Regions from separate parts of the Homo sapiens genome. Here region 1 is linked to region 2. A link is a contact called in ENCODE Hi-C or POLR2A ChIA-PET data. All regions are on one chromosome and are shown on one strand. Each heading gives the region's core, a stretch centred on a gene start or an enhancer-like site at or near the end of the contact. The rest is flanking DNA. Distances are from core to core; before and after follow the strand shown.

Region 1 (7,081 bases), core at 2,616-5,115, 890 kb after region 2:
AAGAAGATGCCTACTATGGCAAGAGAATGGCAAGGGGCACACTTGACTTATCTGAGCCTTTTCTTCTAAAAACCAATTTGAGGTCTGAGATGGGTTCACAAATGTATGCTGGGGAGGCATCTTCTGGGGGCTCCTGGGCTTTCACTCTTTTTTTTTTTTTTTTTGAGACAGAGTCTCTCTATGTCACTCAGGCTGGAGTGCAGGGGTTCAATCATAGCTCACTGCAGCCTCAAACGCCTAAGCTCATGGGATCTTCCCGCCCCAGCCTCCGTGCACCACCAATTAGCGGTGCCTGGCTAATTCTTTTACTTTTTGTAGAGACAAGGTCTCACCATGTTGCCCAGGCTGGTCTTAAATTCCTGGCCTCAAGTGATCCTCCCCCATCTGCCTCCCAAAGTGCTGGGATTACAGGCGTGAGCCACCATGCCTGGCCTCTTCACTCTTGAGTGATGGATCCAAGGGGTTACTTCTTGGAGTTTAAGAGAAGAATGAGTGGTTAAAAGTGTTAGGTTGGGCCCCATCCATAGCGGGCTGAGCTGGTCCTGGGAGTACTCAGCCTTCTGGGTCCTGAGGTATACCCAGTCTCCTGGGTTGTACAGATGAAGTTTTACCCCAGAGGGGACCAGGAGGCTGGGGTTGCTGAGGTGGTTGAGAATAGCAACAAATGACTCCAGATGAATAACATAATATGCTTCATCACCCTTTCTATCTCCTCATCTGGGCAAGAGAAGGGGCTGGCCACGCCTGGATAAGGCCTTACATATTAACATTTCTTTTTTTTTTTGGAGACTGGGTCTGTTGTCCAGGCTGGAGTGCAGTGGCGTCATCACAGCTCACTGCAGCCTTGACCTCCCTGAATTCAAGCAGTGTTCCTCCTTCAGCCTCTCAAGTAGCTGAGATTACAGGTGCGCACCACCACGCCTGGTTTTTATTATTATTTTTTAAATAGGGAGGAAGTCTCACTATGTTGCTCAGGCTGGTCTCGAACTCCTGGGCTTAAGTGATCCTCTTCACGGGTGGGCCTCTCAAAGTGCTGGGAATACAGGTGTGAGTCACCACGCCCGGCCCCATATAATCTTACCTTCCCTCCCCTCGCCTTCCCTCCCCTCCCCTTCCCTTCCCTTTCCTTTCTTTCTTTTTTCCTTTTTTGAGACAGAGTCTTGTTCTGTTGCCCAGGCTGGTCTCGATCTCCTGGGCTTAAGTGATCCTCTTCACCAGTGGGCCTCTCAAAGTGCTGGGAATACAGGTGTGAGTCACCATACCCGGCCCCATATAATATTTCTTTCTCTTTTTTTTTTTTGAGACAGAGTCTTGCTCTGTCGCCCAGGCTGGAGTGCAGTGGCGTGATCTCGGCTCACTGCAACCCCTGCCTCCCAGGTTCAAGCGATTCTCATGCTTTAGCCTGCTGAGTAGCTGGGATTACAGGCACATGCTGCCACACCCGGCTAATTTTTTGTATTTTTAGTAGACATGGTGTTTCACCATGTGGCCAGGCTGGTCTCAAACTCCTGACCTCAAGTGATCCACCTGCCTCAGCCACCCAAAGTGCTGGGATTACAGGCATGAGCCACTGTGCCCAGCCCCATATAGCATTTCAAAGGAGCTAAGTCTCATTCTTTCTCTGAGTGCTACCCATACTTGGACCAAGGCTATGGGTAACAGCTTTAACCAATTATCTTGGGCCTCCTGGCATAACTTGGCTAGGATACCTTTGAGAGTTCTATGGGACCTTTCAGTCTTTCCCAAGGAGTTTGGTCTCCAGGCTACATGCCACTTCCACTGTATGACCAAGGCCTGGGAAGTTTTTACTACTATGTTAGAAATGAATGCGGGTCCATTAGCACTCTGGACTGACTTAGGGAGACTGAATGGAGGGATAAATTCCTTTAGTAAAGACTTCATGGCTTCTGCCTTTTCAGTCCAGCATGGAAAAGCCTCTATCCAACCAGCAAAGGCATCAGAAAAGCACCAGGAGATATTTAAATCCTCTAGAAGACATAGGCATAACACTGGAGTCAATTTGCTAGTCCTCCCCTCACATGGTTCCCCTGAATTGTACCACCTTGGCCAAGGGAGATATGGGAGGTCTGTTTTGAGCATTGTTTCTCTGACAATAGACACATTGGTCAGCCACTTTATCCATCATTTTCTTTGCTTTTGGGGTCCTTATTATCCTGAGGAGCTAGGTGTGCATAGTCTTCTTGCCATAGATTGAGAGATCATGGGCAGGCTTTATAATAGCCCAACTCAGATTTCTGGGCACCCAAATCCTGCCTCTCTTATTTAGGGCCCATCCCTCTGAGAGGGAACTCTGATGCTCTCCCTCTCGCATGGCTTCCTGTAATTCCCCAGGGGAGTGTCTTGGTTTATTGGTTTATATTCATAAAGAGGTACTGAAGGAAGCAGGGACTTTCCCTCCCTGTGTGTGCCAGGTTGCTCCCCTTCATTAGTTCAAAGTCCCCCATTAGATGACCCCCACAATCTGTCTAGTCATTTCCACTGTGCAGTAGTGCCAATATTTATGTTTCATATTTGATTTATTTGTTATTGGCATTCAGAAGTCCCCTTTCGTACCCGATTGCACCATGGGCATGGATCACAGTGAGCACATATCTCAAGTCTGTATAAACAGTCAAGGCCTTGTCCTTTCTTCATGCCAGGGCTCTGGTTAAGGCTATTATCTGAGTCTTTGGGGCTGAAGTTTGGGCAGGGAAGCTTTTGGCCTCTATGGTTTTCCATAGGGAGAGAACCACATATCCTGCCCTTCTTTCGCTCTTCCGTGAAGCTATGGCCATCTACAAACCCTATGTCTTCCTTTCCTTTTTCAACCACATCTCTGCTACAGAGAACCTTGAAGGTCATTTCTACTAAATGCAAGCGGTTAATATTAGGAACTGAGACTTGTGTTTTTCCCAGGCATGTCCTCAAACTTTGGCTAAATTAACCTTTATTGATTGAGACACCTGTCTCAGTCATTTTTTGGTTAACACAATACAGATAAAGTAGGATCCCTATCTCATATTACACATAAACATTAATACAGATGGACCAAAGACCTAAATATGGGGGATGGATCAGTAGAAAATACGGGAGAATATCTCTATGACCTTGGGACAAGGGCTGAGTTTTTAAGCAAAACACAAAATGCTCAAATCATAGAGGAAAAGATTGATAGTCGCCTGTGTTACAATTTTAGATTTGTGCTTCAAAAAGACACCCTAGGAATTAGGGGTGGAAAGGAAGCAAGCCACAGAGTGGGAGCAAATATTTGCAATTAATGCGCTGAACTAGTAAAAGACTGGTATCCATAAAATTATAAAGAACTACCAATCAATAAAAACCACAACCCAATAGAAAAATGGGCATAAAATACAAACAGGCAATTCTCAGAACATGAAAACAGAGTAGTCAATAATTACATAAAGAGAAGTTCAAACTTACTCAAAGTAGGGAAATGAAAATCAAAGTTATAATGAATATTACATTCCACACCCATCAGGTTGGCACGCTCAAACTGTATGTTTAAGATGCTATATTTAATGTTATTACAATCAAACTATGTTCAAGTTTTTTAATATGCTATTACAATCATTATAACAGCAAAAAATTGGCAACACTCCAAACGCCCATTACAAGAGGATGGAACAGGATATAGAGTGGATATTAGCGAATTAGGCCCATACATCTGCGTGGGAGCATCTCAGAGAACGCAGGGGCGAAACGCCGGAAGGGCACACAAACCAAGCCCCGCCCCCGGGAACCCCGCTCCCACACGGAGCATGCTGGAGGCTGATAGGTTGGTTTGACCACGCCAGTTCCGCCTTCGCCTGCCCCCTTAGAGCCCCGCCCCCGCGCGGAGCATGCTGGGGACATACGGACTCACTTTCCTCGCCAACCCCGCCCTCCGGAGCTACCAGCAACAACCAACGGGCAGCGAGCAACGGGCGCGCGCTGCTCCCTTAGGAGGCGGTGACCATCTGCCCGTGTGCCCAGGGCCTCTGAGGGCGCTGGATGGCTCCGTTGTGTCCGGGTGGTCTCGGGAGCTGCAGGGAAGGGGCGGGAAAACTACACCGGACCCCATGGGGAGCGCAGAGGCGGAAAGGGAAGGGCCTAGGGACCTCAGATTGTTTTGAATCAAGGGCAGAAAGATCGGGTCGGAGGGAGGGAAGGAAATACTTCCGTGCCTTCAGAGGGAGTCTAGAGTCCCAGGCCGTGCCGGGTGGAAGGAACTGTGCAGCGTCCCAGAGGGAAGGAAGAAGAAGGGAAGAGAAGTGGACTCAGAAAAAGTGGAGGGGAAAGAAGGGAGATGGGAGAAATGGAGGGCAGAAGAGGCAACGTTCCCCAGCCCTATAAACCATAATGAGCCCATATGAGAAAGCAGAAAGGTGGGTGGGAAGTGGGGGGCTAGAAAGGAAAAGAAACAAAAGCTGTCTTGGTCTGAGTCAGGAGCCCAGCTGTTGTGACAGGAAGGGACCTCAGAGATGGCTTTCACAGGTGGCTGTGACTATAGCTCTTTCTGGTGCCTCAAGCTCCCTCTTAACCCCTGGGAGACTTTTACCTTTGGGAGAGATTTCCCTTTGGGTTAAGGAGGGGAAAGAGGGACAGAGGGACAGTGGCAAGGGATGCCAGGAGAAGGTGAGGGAGAGGACACATGAGTGTTAGGTTTTTGAAAAAAGACGAGGGTTAAAGACAAGAGAGTTGACCACTCTACAACACAGGTTTATTAACACAACCTACAGAGGTGGGGACCAACTTAATGCCAAAGCCCCACTAGCACTTACAGGCTGGAATCATTATAGGCCTGGATGAGGGGTCTGGAATGGTAGGACTTACTGCCCAAGAGGATGTTAATAAAAATATTTCTTAAACCTTTGTCCCAACAAGATGTGATAAAGAAGTCAGACAGTTGGGGAGGATGTTACTTACAGCCCAAACCCCTGCAGAATGTTTCACTGTGACCAGGGTCTATGAAATGGCAGGAAGATTTACAAAATAATACAGCTTGGACTAAAAATTAGGGCCCAGCCTGGGGAGAGCTAGGCACTGATTTTTAGAGAAGTCTATGTCTTTGGCTATGCCAGAAGCACTGCAATCTTATTTCAAGGGCTTCTGGATGTGGTGGACTAAGTCTAAGACTAGGGGGTCCAGAGAAGACCCCATCCTTAGTAACCCTTGTCAATAGGGAGACTTCTCACGGAATCTGCTCTTTGGGTTTGACCCTCTGTCTTCATGTTCATGCCTCATTCATCTTTGTTAGGTTTTGAAGGGAAGGTGAGGGTTAAAGAGTTGGCAGCTTAACAGCAACACAGGTTTATTGCCAGCACAAACCTGTGGAGGGGGGACCAGCTTAGTCTCAGAGCACGAGTCCCACTTACAGACTGGGACATTTACTATAAGGAAGAGGAAAGCAACACGAAGGGTGGCTGGGCAGTCAACAAGGACAGGTTTATTTTAGAAAATAAACTTGAGAGGGGCTTCTGGCCGAGTTAGCTCAGACTAACTTCTGTTACAGACTAAGGATATTTAAGGGTTTTGGAAGGGGTCTTATCGTAGGTTCCGAATGTTTCTGTGTGAGGGAAAGTTTATTGCGGGGTTGGAATGTCTCTGGTCGGAAGGGAGGCTGTCTCGGGGTTGGCATGTTTCTGGTCAGAGGGGTTTATCTTAGGGTTGGAATATTTCTGGTTATGCTGACATTAGCCATTAGGCTGATGTTTTGGGGCTGGATTTAGGCGGCTTTTAATGAAGGGGGAACTTAGAATGGTGGTATTTGTTCAAGATGGCAGTGCTCCTGCTCTGTCAGTTATGGGTCTGGACCGGGGGAGAAGGGGCAGTATAGCTTGCTCCCCTGCAGGATGTTGAAGATGTTCCTTGGGCCCTTCATCCAGCAGGATGTAATAGAGATGTTCCTGTGGTTAGGTGGTTAGGCAGTATTTTTTTATGACCTGAACCCCCATGGAATGTTTTATTCTGACCAGGTTCTGTGAAATGTTGGGAGACATCTGCGGCCATACTGTAAGGCTCTTGTGTTGGTTCGAACCCCGAGAGCTTGCCAGCAAAGAACACAAGGCAGTGTGGAGCAACACGCTGTTTTAATGAGCACCTGGGTGCAGATGGGCTGAGGCCTAAAATGGCGTCAGCCCCAGGTGAGGACGGGGCAGGGGTTTTATAGTCTCCTGTAAACAGGAAGTGTCCCAGTCTGATGTAACTGCTACATGGTACCCAGATGGCCTCTCTCTTGATCTTCAGGGGTACGTGTCTCCTGGCCAGCTCTCTTCCTGCTTCTGCTATCTTGCTGACACACGCTGCTAGCACAAGTGGTCTTGTGCCTTGGGACTGGGCCTGAGAAGGGAGGAGTTATTCATCCCCCCAAACTTTCAGGCCCCGGGGAGAATCTTTCACATACCACCCTGAACACGCCCAATCTCGTCTGATCTCAGAAGCTAAGCAGGGTCTGGCCTGGTTAGTACTTGGATGGGAAATGATCACAGGGAGGCTTACAAAATGGTATAGGATATCTTGTGGTTTAAGCCCATTCCCTCCGGGAAGACCTTGTTGGTTTTCTCCCTACAGAACCTGCTGTGTACAAAATGGTGTAGGATATCTTGGGGTTTAAGCCCATTCCCTGAACCTGCTATGACATTAACTGAACAGCTCCTGGGGGTGCATCCCAATAGGGAAGTTATTGAGCTCCCAATGTTTTCGTGAAGCTGCTTTGTCAACTGTGAAATAATTATTGCCCTGCCCACTCCTGGGGTTGTTAGAGACCCAGTGAGATACTAAAAGTGTGTTTAAAGCATGTAGGGTCTGCAAATGCAATAAAGTGTGGTCAGAAAGCCCAACTCACGTGGCTTTGGGGGCCACTGGTGAGAGAAGAGACTGGAGGCAGCCTGTTGTGGTCAGAGCCTCCTGCTATTGTCAATTTCTCCTCACTGTCCCCTTTACCAGGAAGGCAGTGTCAGTTTGATCAGCTGCCAGTCTGTTTGCCCTCATTCCCCCTGGCCCTGCCCTGAGTCCAGCGACCTGGATTTGAAACCTGCATCTGTCACTTACTAGCTGAGGGATCTTGGGCAAGACATTTCAG
Region 2 (7,067 bases), core at 1-2,500:
ATCACTCATTCACAGACTCATGCACCACACAATATACACACACAGACCCACCCTCACAAAAACAGATACAAAGACACACATAGATACGTGTACACACAGTGCAAAGAGATACACTTAGGTATCTCCAGACAGATGCACAGACATTCTCATACGCACACACTCACAGCCACAGGTCCTCACCCATGCAGGTATACACACCAGAGCACGCAGTCCAGGCATCGAGATGCTACCCCAAGGACTATAAATTCTGTCTATGGGGTTCTGGGAGGTCATTGGCCATGAGCCCTAAAGACTAGACTGCCCCCCTCTCCACGCGCTGACCCCAAGGAGAGTGGAGGGGCAGAGGAATGGCAGAACCTCTCTGATTCTCACCCTCTGAATGTGGGGTGGGAGTGGGGCGGGGGGAGTGAAGGGACCCCTACTGCCAGGGGAGCAGCTCACTGACCCGTGACTCTCAGGGAGGGAGTCCCCTGGCTCTTGGAGGTGGCTCCAAGGACTGAGAATTCGGGGGCTGGGAAGGGAGGTTTTATTTTCCTTCTGCCTTTTCCTGAAGCGTGCCCCACCTTCGGCAGCCCCATTCAGAGCCCCTCCTCCAGCACACCCTGTGGGGGGCGTCCCCCTAGCAGCTTCTCTCTCTTGGAAGGTCCCCTTCCTGAGCCGCGCCCACCTGCTCCTCCACAAGAGGAGGTCCTATCGGGATACATCCAGGTGTGCCCCACACCTGGAGGGCCCTCACGCTACATCCGCCCCCGCAAAAAGCCTCAAATGGGCCAAAGCCTCCCCACACCTACGCCCACCCCCAAACTCCCTCGCTGCGCCTCCTGCCCTGCGGGAGGTCAATGCCCACCCAGGTGAGCCCCACACCTGTTCTGGCCGCCCCCCCGCCGCCAGAGGCCACCCTTCCACGAAGACTCTTTTCCCGTTTGGCCGCTGCTGCCGGGGGAGTCCTGCCCAGTGCCCCCACCCCGGCACCCACCTCCTTCTTGACGGTGCGTAGCAGCCTCTGTCGGGTCTCCGCCTCTGTGGGACAAGAAACGAGAGCCGCGGGTCAGCCGAGAGAGGGTGCGGGGGCCGGGCGCTGCCCTCCCGCCGCCCTCGTGTCCAGCGGCCTCTTACCCGCGGGGGCCGAGGCCATGGCTCCGAGCGCTGCGTTCCGAGTCCCAGGAGGCGGTGGCGGCGGTGGCGGCGGTAGCTCCTCCGGCCGCGGCGCTGCTGCTGCAGCCGCGGCGGGGCGGGGCCGAGCGCTGAGTGACGGCCGGAGGGCGCCCGACGTCAGGACCCGAGGCGGCCGCCCCACCCCTCCGGAAAGCCACCGCTCGGCGGGGCAGCCGGGTCGCCTGCGCCAGGAGCCTTCGCGCCAAGCACGCACGCTCCCTCCCGCGCACCCAGCGCCCGAGCCTCTCAGGCTCCCCCAACCTCCACGCCAGCGCCCGCGTCCCTCCCTCTTCCCTAGGGCGGGGAAGGAAAGCGTCCGTCCTGAACCCTCCTCTGTGGGCCAGGCTCCAGGAAGTCACAGGAAATGGTGGGGCTACTACCGATATTCTCCAAGCCTCAGTTTTCTCATCTTTAAAATGGGTATAATGTGGTATAAAATGGGCATAATGGGTCTCAGAACGATCTGAGCCTTAAGTGAGATATTGGATGTGAAGCCCTTAATACAGACCCAGGGGGAAAGGCCAGCGAGCATAAATGCTTGCCACTGTTACTGTTATTATTATTAATTATTATTATTGAGGGTCTTCCAGCCGGTCGCGGTGGCTCACGCCTGTAATCCCAACACTTTGGGAGGCCGAGGCGGGCAGATCACTTGAGGTCAGGAGTTCGAGACCAGCCTGGCCAACATAGTGAAACCCCGTCTCTACGAAAATACAAAAATTAGCCGGACATGATGGCGAGCTGCCTGTAATCCCAGCTACTGGGGAGGCTAAGGCAGGAGAATCTCTTGAACCCGGGAAGCAGAGGTTACAGTGATCCAACATGGCGCCATTGCACTCCAGCCTGAGCGACAGAGTGAGACTCCGTCTCAAAAAATAAAAAAAATACAAATACAAAAATTAGCCAGGCATGGTGGCGTGCTCCTGTAATCCCAGCTACTCAGGAGGCTGAGGCATGAGAATTGCTTGAACCCTGGAGGCAGAGGTGTCAGTGAGCCAAGATTGTGCCACCACACTCCAGCCTGGGCAACAAAAGTGAAACTCCATCTCAAAAAAAAAAAAAAAAAAAAGAGTCTTCCAAGATACACTGGTTATCCATTCAGGAGAGGCCGGGACTTAAGTGGCTCCCTCCCCGACATGCAGGTCACTGGAGGAGTGGGGTTTTCCCAGGAGTCTGGCCCCAAAAGGAGGCACTTGTCAGCCAGGATCTCTGGGGCTGAGCAAGCAGTGGGCTCTGTGGGAAAAGCCTTGTTCCATCAAGAGCCCCTGGTCACCCCAAGTCCCTAACTGTATCCACCCAGAATGCAACTCAGGTCAATATTTATTGAGCACCTACTCTGTGCCAAGTGACTGTGCTAGAGATTTCTAAGTGAGCAAGACAGACAATGAACTCTGCCCTCATGGAGTTTAGGAGGCGGACAACAAAATATGTAAGAAAAGGACAGACCATGCTGGAAAGTTCTGGAGAAAAATTAAGTAGGCAAGGGGGACAGGGAGGGCCCAGACCCCTGGGGATCGTATTCTGAAGTAGGGTGGTTGAGGGAGGCCCCACTGAGCAGGTGACATTTAAGCAAAGAGGAAAAGGAGTAGGCCATGGGGATTTCTGGAGGAAGAGCAGTTGAGTCAAGGGAACAGCAAATGCAAAGTCCCTGAGGAGGGAGTGTGTCCAGTCAAACAGTGACAAATAGCACAGATGCCTGTGGGGCTGGAGTGGTGTGAACAATGGGGACGGTGGTGGGATGTTGGCCAGAGAGGTGCAGGGCCAAAACCCTGTATGACTTTGATGGTGATGTTAAGGATTTGCAATGCCTTTTAGGGTCCCCCAGTATTCAGGCCTTCCTTCAGAAGGACTAGAGGGCAGCTTAGAGTGCCTCTCCGTGCAGCAGTGGATCCAGAGCCCCCTTTTTTCCATTGGTCAGTGTCAGGGGTCTCTGGCCGTAAGCCACAGAAGCTGACTTTGGCTTCCTCAGGCAAAAGGAAATAAACTGGGAAGATAATATGTGATCCCAGAGCCCATGGGAGCCTGGAGAACTGGGAAATGGGATGAAATCAAGGTGGCTCTGGAAGGCCAGAAAGGGGAATCTTGGGAATATTTGCCTGGCAAGGACAGTGTGGTTAGGGCACTGCTGCTCTGGTAAAGAGAATGCCATTCGTTTAAGGTTTTCATCCTATGGAGGGAGTGCCTGATTGTCCTGACCTGGGACACAAGCCTGCCCATTGGCTTGGGGAGAGGTGTCTCAATCACAAACCCCTGCTCCACAATCTCCAGCAAGTCCCCCAGGAGAATGGGAAATGGTTGCTTGGCAGCAAAAATAATCATATATTGCGCACCTACTATGTGGCAGGCACTGCGCTAAGGGCTTTGGGTTTTGCTCACATGATCTTATTGACCCTCCTTCCACCCCACGCTAACCCTATGAGCCTTATGTCATTGACAAAGCCAAGCCTGGAGGGGGTTTCATCCCTGTTTGTTTAACAAGTGTGTGGCCGCCAGGATTCTGACCTGAGGACCAAAGTGATTGATCCATTAGTTCCTCTCCTTGGCTTCACCCCTAAGTTAACTGGGGTACTTTAGGAAGGTGGTAGGGTGCCTAAGCCTCACTCTAGGGAATCATTTTTCAAAACCCACATTTTTCCTTTTCCTGCCAAGCACAAAGTCTGGGAAGTTGACCTGTGCTGGTCCTTGAAAACCTGGAGCTTTTCCTCCAAGATAAAGGACTCCATGGTGTTTGGTGCAGTTGCAACTGGCAGGAGGGCATGGTTGACCTGCATGCAACTCAGGTCAACAGATATTTATGAACACCTACTGTGTGCCAGGTGACTGTGCTAGATACTTCTAAGTGAACGAGACAGGCAAAAAGCTCTGCCCTCGTGGAGCTTAGGAAGCAGACAATAAAATAAGCAAATAATAGAGTATGTTGGAAAGTTCTGGAGGAAAACAAAGTAGGCAGGGGAGACAGGGAGGGCCCAGACAGATGGGGATTTTATTATGAAACAGAGTGGTTGAGGGAGGCCCCACTGAGCAGGTGACATTGGAACCCTGAATTCCATGGGACCAGGGATTGCACCCTGCTGCAGTTGGAACACTCACCACTAGGGGCACCATCACCTAAGATCAGCTTGGGAAGAGTTGCACTCTCCCTGTGGCCAGAATAGGAAAATTTACCTGGGTCCCAAAGCCTCCCCCAGTGTCTGAGAATCCCATTACCTGGCCTATGACACCTCACACCCTTAGCGCTGACCAGTGGTGCAGCAGCTGGAACCAGTTAAGAGAAGCCTCTTTCTCCAGCAATGTTTCTTCAGCGCCCTCAGCTGGGAAAGGTCAGCTCTGTGATCAGCGTAAATGAAAAATGCTAAGAAAGTCCAGGCTAGGCCGGACGCGGTGGCTCACACCTGTAATCCCAGCACTTTGGGAGGCCGAGGCGGGTGGATCGCCTGAGGTCAGGAGTTCGAGACCAGCCTGGCCAACACAGGCGTGGTGGTTCACACCTGTAATCCCAGCACTTTGGGAGGCCGAGGCAGGCGGATCATGAGGTCAGGAGTTCGAGACCAGTCTGGCCAACATAGTGAAACCCTGTCTCTACTAAAAATACAAAAAAAAATTAGCCGGGCCTGGTGGTGTGTGCCTGTAATCCCAGCTACTCGAGAGGCTGAGGCAGGAGAATTGTGTGAACCCGGGAGGCAGAGGTTGCAGTGAGCCAAGCTTGCACCACTGCACTCCAGTCTGGGCAAAAGAACTAGACTCCGTCTCAAAAAAAAAAAAAGAGAGAAAAAAAAAACAGCTTAACCAAGACATGCAGCTGGAAAGTAAGAGAGGCTAGATTCAGGCCGAGGCACTCTTGAGCCTCTTACTATACAGAGAAATCTTGATTAATGTTGTGTTGCATGCCCTATGCAGCAGATACTCCTTGTTGCTGCGATGGTGAATTTTATCTGTCAACTTGCTTGGACCAGGGGTGCTCAAACATTTGCTCAAAGGTTATTCTGGGCGTGACTGTGAGGGTGTTTGTAGATAAGATTAATGTTTGAATCCATCGACTGAGTAAAGCAGATTGCTGTCTCTGATGTAGGTAAGCCTCATTCAATCAATTGAAGATCTGAATGGAACAAAAAAAGGCAGAACAAGAGGAAACTCCTCCTGCCTGACTGTTTGAGCTGCGACATCTTTTCCCACCTTCTGACTCAAATTGAAACCTCTGCTCTTCCTGGGCCTCGGGCCTTCGGACTCAGACTAAAACTGCACTATCAGCCCTCCTGGGCCTCCAGTTTGCTGACTGCAAATCCTGGGACTTCTCAGCTTGCATAATTGTATAAGCCAAGTTCTTGTAATAAATCTCCTTATATATGTATAGATGCATACATATATAAGTGTGCATATATTTATATGTGTGTATATATGTACATCTTGTTGGTTCTGTTTCTCTGGAGAACACTGACTAATACAGTTGTCACCTCAATATTCGTTTGCCTCCCCCTCTTTTTAATGAAACTGAATTTGCCCAGGTATCCAACTCTACACATTGGCCACTGCCTTGGAAGACCCTGTTCTTCTTCCCATCTAGGTAGGTCCTGACTGGACTAAGTCAATCATGGTGCTCCTGCAATTCGCAGTTGCAAAAATATGGAACCAGCCCAAATGTCCATCAATCAATGAGTGGATAAAGAAAATATAATATATATACCACAGAATACTACTCAGCCATAAAAAGGAATGAAATAATGGCATTGCAGCAACCTGGATGGAGTTGGAGACCATTATTCTAAGAGAAGTAACTCAGGAATGGGAAAGTAAACATTTTTTTTTTTTTTTTGAGATGGAGTCGCACTCTGTCACCCAGACTGGAGTGCAGTGGCGCAATCTCAGCTCACCGCAACCTCCGCCTCCCGGGTTCAAGTGATTCTCCTGTCTCAGCCTCCGGAGTACCTATATATTTTTTGGATTTTTAGTAGAGACGGGGTTTCACCATGTTGGCCAGGCTGGTCTGGAATTTCTGACCTCAGGTGATCCACCTGCCTTGGCCTCCCAAAATGCTGGGATTACAGACGTGAGCCACCACACCCAGTCTTTTTTTCTTTTCTTTTTCTTTTCTTTTCTTTTTTTTTTTTTTTTTTTGAGATGGAGTCTCACTCTGTCACCAGGCTGGAGTGCAGTGGCACAATCTTGGCTCACTGCAACCTCCACCTCCCGGGTTCAAGTGATTCCCCTGCCTCAGCCTCCCTAGTAGCTGTGACTGCAGGTGCGCACCACCACACCCAGTTAATTTTTGTAATTTTAGTAGAGACAGGGTTTCACCATTTTGGCCAGGATGGTCTCGATCTCTTGACCTCATGATCCGCCCGCCTCGGCCTCCTAAAGTGCTGGGATTACAGGCGTAAGCCACCGCACCCAGTCGGGAAACTAAACATTCTGTGTTCTCACTTGTAAGTGGGAGCTAAGCTATAAGGACACAAAAGTATAAAAACGATGCAATGGGCCGGTGCGATGGCTCATGTCTGTAATCCCAGCAGTTTGAGAGGCCGAGGTGGGTGGATCACCTGAGGTTGGCAGTTTGAGACCAGCCTGACCAACATGGAGAAACCTCGTCTCTACTAAAAATACAAAATCAGCTGGGCGTGGTGGTGCATGCCTGTAATCCCAGCTACTCGGGAGGCTGAGGCAGGAGAATTGCTTGAATCTGCAAGGCAGAGGTTGCAGTGAGCCGAGATCCCGCCATTACACTCCAGCCTGGGCAACAAGAGCAAAACTCTGTCTCACACGCACACACACACACAAAAAGATACAATGGACTTTGGGGACTCTGGGGGAAGCATGGAGTGGGGAGGGATAAAAGACTACACATTGGGTACAGTGTACACTGCTCGGGTGGTGAGTGCACCTAAATCTCAGAAATCACCACTAAAGAACTTATTCAT

What was found. A loop is a pair of places that touch in the nucleus more often than their neighbours do. ChIA-PET counts read pairs that join two places held with the same protein, here RNA polymerase II (POLR2A). Pooled maps may share reads with other maps.
Region 1: a loop to region 2 is called in a map of CD4-positive, alpha-beta T cell, with 4 times the contacts of the local background. The contact joins the enhancer-like site here to the promoter of SGSM1 in region 2. A Hi-C loop is called at or near these places in 1 of 168 maps with a recorded cell type or tissue (CD4-positive, alpha-beta T cell) and 3 of 50 pooled maps. POLR2A ChIA-PET finds 5 or more read pairs at or near these places in 1 of 52 experiments (A673).

The regions. Positions count from the first base shown.
Region 1 is chr22:23,910,840-23,917,920 of GRCh38, reverse strand. No RefSeq gene overlaps it. Among named protein-coding and RNA genes, the nearest start is that of MIF-AS1, 15 kb to the right of the region's middle. Within about 2 kb of position 3,865, at least 37 of the 41 ENCODE cell types and tissues checked have a DNase peak (open chromatin) inside an H3K27ac peak, as active enhancers do; they include A673 and CD4-positive, alpha-beta T cell, where a contact is called at or near this core.
Region 2 is chr22:24,800,394-24,807,460 of GRCh38, reverse strand. SGSM1 (small G protein signaling modulator 1) reads right to left here and starts at 1,250. Exons shown (of 25, transcript NM_001098497.3): 1 at 1,117-1,250; 2 at 977-1,020. The coding sequence starts at 1,135. RefSeq lists a silencer at 1,203-1,412.